Regions from separate parts of the Mus musculus genome. Here region 2 is linked to region 1. A link is a loop called in an ENCODE intact Hi-C map of the cell type or tissue named here. Cell type or tissue: gastrocnemius. All regions are shown on one strand.

Evidence for each region. A loop is a pair of places that touch in the nucleus more often than their neighbours do. Peaks named below come from ENCODE experiments on the same cell type or tissue, not always from the same donor. Only the 100,000 strongest peaks of a DNase experiment are listed, where the experiment ranks them.
Region 2: it touches region 1 in a loop (2.3-fold over the local background); 12 of 42 quality-filtered maps call a loop at or near these places.

What each region holds. Positions count from the first base shown.
Region 1 is chr13:45,964,426-45,969,425 of GRCm38, forward strand. It overlaps Atxn1 (ataxin 1), which reads right to left and starts at 566. Exons shown (of 8, transcript NM_009124.6): 1 at 390-566. 5033430I15Rik (RIKEN cDNA 5033430I15 gene) reads left to right here and starts at 799. Exons shown (of 2, transcript NR_167678.1): 1 at 799-958; 2 at 1,486-2,083. In gastrocnemius, CTCF peaks have their summits at 1,778 (motif pointing right) and 2,350; DNase peaks (open chromatin) are centred at 43, 749, 915, 1,679 and 1 more place; H3K4me3 peaks cover 2,698 bases; H3K27ac peaks cover 2,691 bases.
Region 2 is chr13:45,694,227-45,699,226 of GRCm38, forward strand. It overlaps Atxn1 (ataxin 1), which reads right to left. Exons shown (of 8, transcript NM_009124.6): 6 at 3,595-3,719. Among named protein-coding and RNA genes, the nearest start is that of Gm34582, 170 kb to the left of the region's middle. In gastrocnemius, a CTCF peak has its summit at 1,977 (motif pointing right); no DNase peak of the experiment used is centred here; H3K27ac peaks cover 966 bases.

The DNA.
Region 1 (5,000 bases):
CCCCTCTCCTGGCGGCCGCCCACCCAGCCCCTATCTGCTGCCCTTGCTAGCCGCTCCTGCTCCCAGAGGGGGTCCCGAGCCGGGAGGCTGGAGCCGGGCACTAGTGTATGTACACACAGTCACACATACACTCGCGCGCGCGCCTGCACACACACACACACACACACACACACACACACCACGACGCGTCGGTTTCCTTCGCTCCTCTTCCAGCTGTTTTCCGTGCAGCCCATTGAGACTGGGGGAGGGGGGGTGTATGCTGGATGTTCTTTGGCCCCTCTCCGGAGAGAGCAGATTGGGGTGCGGGAGGGGGTGATTTTAATCTAAATCGGGGTGGAAGGGGGAGGGGGAGAGAAAGAATCAGAGGAGGAAAAAAAATAGCCACTTACTGTAAAGTGTAAATGGATCTGGGGTTGCGTGGGGAAGGGGTAACAGAGGGAGAGACACAGTGTCCTGCGGCTGCTGTAGCTCTAGCTGCGGCTCCACAGGGCTTGTTTTGGATCCCCCTGCAGTGAAACAGGTCCTGTACGGCTCCTCCACTGTAGTAGAAATGATGTCTGCGGTATACTCTGCTCTCTCCTCCTCCTCCTCCTCCTCCCCCCTCCCCTCCCTCCTCCCTCCGCCCGCCCTCCCTCCCTCGCGCTCTCTCTCGCGCTCGCTCGCTCGCTCCAGTATGTAAATGTGTAATAGAAGCCAAATATGGAGCAGTTGGCTGCCGCCGCCGCAGCTCAAGGATCCGACTTCATGGGGGGGGAGGGGGGGGGGAGGCACCCTCTGGCAGGCGGCCCGGCGAGCCGCACAGAGCACGGCGAGCGCACGGCGCGGCTGCCGGCCCGCGCCCTTAACCCTTCTATGCACCCGGGCTGGAGCGGCGCTCGCTCCAGGGGAGGCCGGGTTGTCTCTCCGCAACTGTGGCTCCGGATCCCCGACACCGACCGGAGGGGACTGTGCCTTCCAGGTTTGAGAAAGGGGCGGGGAAGTTGGGGCGATGAGGTCATTGGAGTGGTGACCGATCGGTGCTCGCGCGCCTCCCCGGCTCCCTGCAACCTAGTTGGAGGGGGACAGGGTGAGTGCAGGGTGCAACTCAGGCAACCTGGGAGACTCGCAGCGACGGGTGTCAGGATTTGGCTCCTACTTGGTAAAATACCCAAGGGGGCGGGGAAGTCGGCTGATTTCTAATTACGAAGTGCCCTTGGTGCCCCCCGGGTGAGCATCTAAAGAGGACTCATTGTATCCTTACTGTTAACCCTCCAACCCGCCAGCCCTGCGTCATCCGAGGCAAGGCCCGCGCCTGCTGCCTTGGCTTGCAACTCGGGAAAGTTCTCAGGCTTCCCCAGCTTGCACTGGCACCCTCACCTTTCCTGCCTGGACAAGCTGGCGACCTCCCGGTCCTCCTTTCAAATTCTGCTGGTCTCGAAATCTGCTGTGGGCATGGAACGCCTCAGCTCTAGCTAGCCCTGGTAACCGACCTCACTCACTCCTCAGGGCTAACTGTGGATCATTCATTTCATCGCAAGCGAGGTAACCTGTGCACTGAGCAGTCAGTCGATGGTGGTTCTCGGGGAAACCAAGCGAAGGAACGCTCCCCCACCCACCTTGTCCCGGTGGCTAAACGCAGACGTGGACTCCCCACCCGGCCCCCTCCGGCTACACCTCAGCCAAGCGTAAGCTCGAGGGAAGAACTCTTCTCTGGAGGCGTTCACCTTGCCAACAGGTGTGGCACCCGAAAGAAGAGCCATCACATCCCCACGAGGGTCGCTCAGTGCCGCGTTCTCTTTGCAGCAGAAAATTCTTGAAGACCAGTAGGTGTCAGGCCAGCATCTGACCTCTTTCAGGTGCTTAGAACTGAGAGTCTGGAAACTCGATCCCTTGGTCTCGCTGGAAGCCACTACTATTTATTGACTCTAAGCCGGATTTGAGAGACCTTTTGGCTCCGTTTACGTATGACCCAACAATTAGTCACTGTCTGAAGCAGCGTACAGAATCACCAAGAGAAACGTGTGCGCGTTTAAACTACTGTATTGTGGAGCCGGCACTTCAGAAGTTAAATTAAAAAAATAATAATAAAATAAAATAAAAGAGATGCAGTGGTGTGTGTGTGTGTGTGTGTGTGTGTGTGTGTGTGTGTGTGTGTGTTTGTGGTGTAGGACACATTATCTATTCTCAGGTTTTGAAATACCGTGCACACATCCACGGTTGCTTAAATAGAACTACAACTGTTCCCTCTCACCGCCCCCCCCCGCCCCCACTCCCTATAAACTGTGTTGTTCACTTGAGGATCCGCGATTATTAGACTTCATATGCTAAAGTGACATTGTTGGTCTCATTACAGCCTCTAGTGGACGGTTAACGTTGAGTTTCCTGTCGGGGCTCTGTCTAGTTTTGTTTTCCCTCCTGAGCTTTATCCAGGTGAAGGTTAACAGTTCAGAGCTTAACTGACTGGTGTCTTTTCGCTCCCTCTTGGTAAAGCTGTCTTTGAAATGGAGCAGACGCTCGCTGGCTGCCTGTGGGAAAGGCGTCTGCTTTGTGCTACAGGTATTGTTCCGGCTGGCCTGTGAAACCGACAAAGCTTCTGTTATTCGCTTCACTTGCAGACAGCTTTCATATAAAAAAAAAAACAAATTTAATCTAAAATATTTTTATAACAGAAAATATTGGTTGCCATGTTTTTGGCATAACTGAGATGTTTTTATTCCAGCTCATAATCTGTAAACTGTCCAATCCACCTCCACTCTATTTTTAGACATCTTATATTTAGAGAATTTTCAAGGGGAAAAAACCTCCTAATATTGTAATTATTACGTTGGTGCAAGCAGTTAATTTGCATTATTTTAACAACCTTAAACATATTAAAACACATAATTCATATTAGACGTAGTCGATTAATTTAAATGTTCCCTGAAGAAAGCTAAATATGTACATTATCCATACAGTAAAAATAATTAATAAGAAATGTGTTGTTTACTTTCCTAACCATTAAGATTAAAGCCATAAACACTCTCTCTCTCTCTCTCTCTCTCTCTCTCTCTCTCTCACACACATACACACACACACACACACACCTACAGCTATTGCTTCCTGCAAGTTCCAACACAAACATAATACTCATAGAGCAGTTTCCTTACTTGAGTACTGAGATGTTTCATTTCCTGAAGACAAAATGTCAAACGCACCATCTGAGAAGGAACAGGAGAGGCTCTCTAAAAGCAAAAGTTCTCATGGAAATAAAACCTCCATGGAAAAAGAACAAGGTTTTCAAGGTGGCAGCTATATAGCACTGGCCCCTACCCCCAAATCTGATATTATGTTTGTATAAGACTCGGTCGAGCTCTGTAGTGAAGCAAAATTGAGGAAGGAGGCCCTGCTGAACCTTGCTCCTGATGTGTGTTATGTATTATTTAATGTAAAAAGAAATGTTAGTACCTTCTATTTATTTTTTAAAGATATATATTAAAGATACATATATCTTAAATATATTAATACTTAAGATGTTTAATATATATTAAATATATTTAAAAATAAGGTACTAACCTGTGTGTGTGTGTGTGTGTGTGTGTGTGTGTGTGTGTGTGTGAGAGAGAGAGAGAGAGAGAGAGAGAGAGAGAGAGAGAGAGAGAGAGGAGGGTCCTCTTATCACTTTCTGATTATTCCTTTGAGACAAGGTCTCTACCTAAACTTAAAGGGTCATATTTTCTAGACTAGGCTGGAAATCAGCACACCTAGTCTTTGCCTCCTGTCTCTTCCCACTCCAAGTTGAGGTTACAGACCCATGGGATGCTCAGCTGTAAGCAGTGCTGAGGTCCACGCTCGGGACCTCCCTGTCTTACAACAAGTCTCAAGACGTGTCTCCCCCACCCCCCACCTTCTTTCTGTTTTGCTGATTTTTGTCTTGTCTACTCTTGAAAGGTCAAAATGGTCTAGCAACTATTTCTTAGGTCACAAGACTCTTCTGTCACACTTCTGCATTTGCAAGCATGATAGTTAATGCAGCCACAGCTGCTGCAGCACCACCATTCAGGGGATTTTAGCTTTTCTGAGTCAAGGATCCTACCCCACACTAGGCAGGTGGGGTCTGCCTTTGAACCAACTGCTGGGGACTGGCTCAACCCAGCATGAAGAACACTGGTCTGTTCTTTGGGGCGCTACCTCAGCACACTTGGCCCCACATACAGAATCTAATTCTCCAGTGAATTACCTTCATACTAATTAAATTTACCAATGGGAAAAAATTCACATTGCACTTGGACCTCTGTATTCTCAAATTTAATCAGCTTCTGGTAATACACACACACACACACACACACACACACACACACACACACACACACACATATATATATATATATATATATATATATATATATATACACACATATACATATGTGTGTGTGTGTATTCATCTGTACTGAATACCTGTAGACATTTCACTCGTCATTATTCTATGCACAATACAGAATGATGGATATTTCCGTTGCACTAGGTGTTATGAATAACCTCGAGATTACTGATAACTTAGAGTTATACTGTTAACTTAAATTACTTATAATGTAAAGCATGTAACAGGATGTGAGTACTCCATATCCAAACACTACACTTGTACAGTCTAAGATGTGGGTGTCTCAGGGGGACCCAAAAACTAGCCCTCATATTGAGGGGTGACCATATATACACATGAACGAAATAGTCCTCCATCCTTGAAGAGCCCTTTTTCACCAATTATGGAACCCCCTAGGACTGAGTGTGCTGGGGTCTTGGCTATGAATGTGTTCTCTGAGGCAGTAGAGGGAGCACAAGAGTGCTTAATACACCCAGTGTACACAGGGCCCTCGAAATTGTGACAGATTTTAAATTATAGTATATGTTTGCATTGGAAGTAGCCTGTTATGTCATTCAGAACCAAACAAAACAAAAAAAGCTAACAAACATTTACTGCCTACTAGATTACAGCAACTAAATAATTGAACAGATTGCAAATTACATAAAATAAAAGATACACTCAT
Region 2 (5,000 bases), 270 kb before region 1:
ATGTATGCACACATATGTACAATTAAAAATAAGGACATCTTAAAGGTTGTTAGATTTACTCACGTTTGCGTGTCGACAAATATATCTGGGCATACACACACCATGTCAACGTATAGGGAGATCAGAGGACAATTTGAAGGAGTTGGGTCTCTCCTTCGATCACGTGGGGGCTGAGGGCCTGAATATATATCGTTAGAATTGTTGTGAGCCCCTTTAGCTGCTAAGCCAGTGGCTCTCAACTTTACTAAGGTGGTTCCTCAGGTTGTGGTGACCTCCAGTCATAACATTATTTTCACTGATACTTCACAACTGTAATTTTGCTACTGTCATGAATCATAATGTAAATATCTGTGCTTTCTGATGGTCTTAGGCGACTCCCGTGAAAGGGTTGGTTGACCCCCCCCCAAGGGGGCCAGGACCCACAGGTTGAGAAGTGCTGTGCTAAGCCATCTTTACATCAGAAGGCTACACTCAGCGCATTAAGCCAAAAGCACCGGAAACCTAGGTTGTAGCAAACCATTGGTTTTTAAAGGAGTTAATGAGGAAAAAGGAGGAGCTGATCTGCTCCACGGCAGAGCAATGTCTCCGTGACACTCGACACAAAAGCTACAACTGCAGAGGTCATTCACTTCCATTTCTCTTGTTGTCCATCTTGAAATGTGTCACCGTGTGTGTGTGTGTGTGTGTGTGTGTGTGTGTGTGTGTGTGTGCTGAGACCCAGGTCACATGGCCACTTGCCACATCGACTACAAAATTCAGGTCTCCTGACTCCTCCTCCTTCAGCTTTCAGTGCCTTCCCCTTCCTGTGCAAGGCTTGAAGCCTCTCAGCTCTCTGAGAGCCAGGTGGAGACACACACACCTCTGTGGGTAAAGGCCAACTGTTAGGAAGAGTGTGACAGAAGGGAGCGGCTGCTAATGAGACAGGCCTGAGTAATCAGGCTGAGGCGTTGTCGGCAGGAGCTGATGAGGCTGGACCGCTTGGCCGAAGATGCTGTGATCACTGCTCACACCTGACAACACCCACACTCATACCCGTCTGCGTGCAAATACACATTCCTTGGCGATCCCTGTTTGTCACACCCTTCTGAGGCACCGGCCTCAAGGCTCTCAGGGCATGAGGACCAAGCTGAAAATAGAAACGGAGGGTTAGAAGGGTGGGGCAAGGTTCAAGCAATTCAAGCAGTGAAAAGAAAGTCCTCGAAGCATGCCTGAGGAGGTCACTGGAGTTTCACATTTTCTTCTTCTCTGCTCACTCTGTTTACAGAGAGATTCTTCAAGTGCCTTAGAGTTGACCGTGTGGTATCTCCAATTTTACTCTTCAGGACCTTAGAGAACTTTTATATCTGAGGTCTGATATAAGCCCTTAATTGCAACAGTGTAAAAGGCAAACCCACCATAACAGTCACAAAGCTGGCCTGGACCAAAGTAACTCCTCTCATTTAAACGGAAGTTAGGTCTGAGAGTGACTTTCTGTAAGACTCATGCTTCCCAGGAAAACAGCAACTTAGAAAACATCATGATGCCAGCAAGTGACCTGCCCAGCAGTGTTTGCGGTGAAACATCCTAAAACTTAAACCCAACAGGGCCCCAGAGTTGTCCGTGAGCGTGACGAAAACTTTTATGAGAAAATAACGTATACAATTCTCCCCCCATGCTGCAGCCCTAAACCAACATGTCCGTTGCTTATTGATTAGGAGGCGTACAGCAACCCACAGATTTATAAAATAACACTTTCTTTGGTGGTGATGGGGGTGGTGAACTGCCTGGGGTCATCGATATATTTGACCTTAACAGTATGACTAAGAATAAAGGACATGGCCATGGGTTCCAGGGCAAGTCACAAACTTATAGAATCCACGGGAGCACACCCACCAGTGAAAACATGCTAAAACAGCAGCGCCTTCCATCAGCTACAATGAGGGGCAGCAAAGTATTGCATTTAAATTCAAGTGTGTTCCATAGCTGCAGTTGCTCATGGAGGCCAGTAGAGGGCACTGAATCTCCTTGGGCTGTAGTCACATAGAGTAGTGTGTTACTCTGATGTGGGTGCTGGGAACTGAACTCTGGGCCTCTGGAAGAGTAGCATGTGCCCTCAACCTCTGAGCCGTCTCTCCGGTTCCAGGAAGTTTTAAACTGAACGAGTTAATTTTGGCAACACTATTAAACCACTACGAAATAGGGATAAATATTTTAATATATATCACAAGATGGTTTTGAGAATTCTTTTGACATTAATACCCTTTTTCTCTCGGATATTTGATGTATCTATCTCAATTTTATGAAATCTTTTAGGCAATCATAAAGAGTAAGTGATAAAAGACTGAAAAGTAACTGTGATTGAGTCACCAAGAAATTCAGTGGGTAAGGAAGGGCACAGGCTACCAAGCCTGACCACTTAAACTTCAGTGAATAAGAACCTAATAACAAGCTATTCTCTGACCCCGACATTCAACCTCTCCCCCAACACAGACAGGCAGTAAGTATGATTTTTAAAAAAGACCTAGAAAGTTCAACATTTATAATATATATGTTATAAAATGTCCAGTTACATGTATACCACACACCCAGATTCTAATTGAAGTTGGCTCTTTATGTTCTGAAAGGCGAAGATATTATTACTTTTTTCCCCCAGCAGTATCAACTGGCTATCCAGGACTTTCCTGTGGTTATATTCTTTCCTGGTCAACACTCTCCTAGATTTTGTGGTGTGTGTATGGGGTGTGTGTGGTGTGTGTGTGTGTGTGTGTGTGTGTGTGTGTGTGTGTGTGTGTGACAGTCACATTCAAACAGCAGATCTAGGCAAACCCATTTCAAATTTCACAGCAAATAAGCTCCTCGAAGCTCAGAGTGGGCCACTTTATCAACTACCAGACCCTGAAACTTGTCAAGTGTCTTCAGCTGACATGAAGCACGGTTTACTAATCCCAACATCGCAGACAATCACCCTGATAAAAGCCAGTAAATTAGCCAATTCTAAAACAGAGAAAAACCCTAAATAACCATTCTTCCATACAGGCCTGACATTTTAAAGGTTAAAAACAAGCAAACAAACAAAACCCAAAACCAAAACAACAGAAACAAAAACCAAATTAATCAACCAAGCAACAACAACAAAAACCCGAAACCAAATCAACAACAGCAACAGTAGCAAAAGAAAAAAAAAATAAGAAACCAACAACAAACATTCTGGTTAAGTGAAAGAAACCCAAGACATATAATAATATTAGTTACGCATGGAAATCCAGGCCTTTAATCCTCATCTCATTCATCATGCTAGAGGAATGTGGCCAATATTGCCCTATACATTTGATACCACCGACTATGCCAATTGCAAGAGCATAGAACCCTGTAATTCACTTTTGGTGTACAAGCAGACCATCAGCTCTGCTCCACAGCAGCTAGGGGAAAGGCAAGTGTGTAGTTAATAAAAACAAAACAAAACGAAACGAAACAAAACAAAACAAACGAGTGATCATCCAGGGCTCACACTGATAGCCCCTCACATTGGGCAACACCCAGGGCTCACACTAGCAGCCCCTCCCACTGGGCTCACCCATCTTTACAAGGCAAGTCCACAGACAGTTGTTCACTTACAGCATTCACTATGCTCTGCTCCCAGGAAGCCTCCCTGAGACTTCACCATGGAAACTTCCCTCAGCAGCTGGGATGCCCAGGTTCTGGTGGTGTCTTTCTTTCTTTCGCAGAGAGGTTAGAAATACCTGGCATGAGAACAACCCAGAAAAAAAGGATATGGTAAATGCATCCATCCAATCACATCATTCAACAATCCGGACATCTGGTCAACCAATGTCATATTTCGGCAAAGACCATTTACCAGGACCTGTTTCAGTTAGTTAGTTAGTTAGTTAATTTGTGTGCTATATTTTTGTTTGTTTGTTTAATTGACTATCTGACATAACCAACCTTTTTTTTCTTCCTACATTTTTTCCCTCTCCCATGAAGTTGAAGCCAATTCTAGGAAACTTCAAACCTAATCCCAGGTGATATACAAACTTGCTCAAAAGAAGCCACTCACTATTTGTTAGAGTCTGGTGTTCACCTGTAATCCTAGTATTAGGGATGTAGAAGCAGGAGAGCTAAGTCAGACCCTGTCTCAAAAAATACCAAAACCAGCAAGGAGAGGGAGGAGGGGAGTCAGAGAGAGAGGAGAGAAAAATGTTAGAGGTATAGTTCAGATGTATAGCACTTTCGGAGCACCTGAGTTCCTGGGCCTAATCCCCAGCACTGGAAAAACAAACAAGATCCCCAAATAAGTCTCTTGACTTAACTCAGGAAAAGGAAGCGAAGACTACAATCTCTGGCCATTTTCATACCTCCCAGTGAGACTGGGAAGATCAATAAGAGCTCTTGAGAAGCACTCGAAGTTCCCCAGAAGACAGACACTATGTCAACAGAAGGTGTTATTATTGGTCACAGCCTGCCACTGAGCTCTCTGAGCCAGAGGGTAAAACCTAGCTTTGGCTGAGGACCAAGCATCAGGCTCTCCCTGGGGCACTCAAACATTGACACAACCCCCATGCTGCTGTGGTGCAGGAGGGAAGAAGATCAGAATTGGAGATTCTTGGAATCTCCAGGAGAAATTTAAGAACATAAAGGTAGGAAGGAAGGAAGGACAGGACAGGAAGCTAAAACTGGAAAGGACACAAGGCACACTACAGAGCCAGGAAGGGGCATAGTGATCTGGGTCGCAAGCAAAGGGCTGTCTTCAATTGCAGATCCACGGTGTTTCTTGTGCCAGTGTCTGCAGAGCTATGAAAGTCTCCACTTGCCTCGCTGCCACATTGTCTCGCCAGTGACTCTAACACTCACATACACAAAGGTGGTCCAAGGAGGATCTTCCTGAGAAAAGGACTGGATACAGCTGGCTGGGGTTTTAAGGCAAAGACCTGCTCACAGCCTAGTAGAGAATGCTCTACATCTGGATTTCTTATTCTCCCCTTCTTTCTGGCAGGCCCACAGGAACAATTGCTTCCAGACCA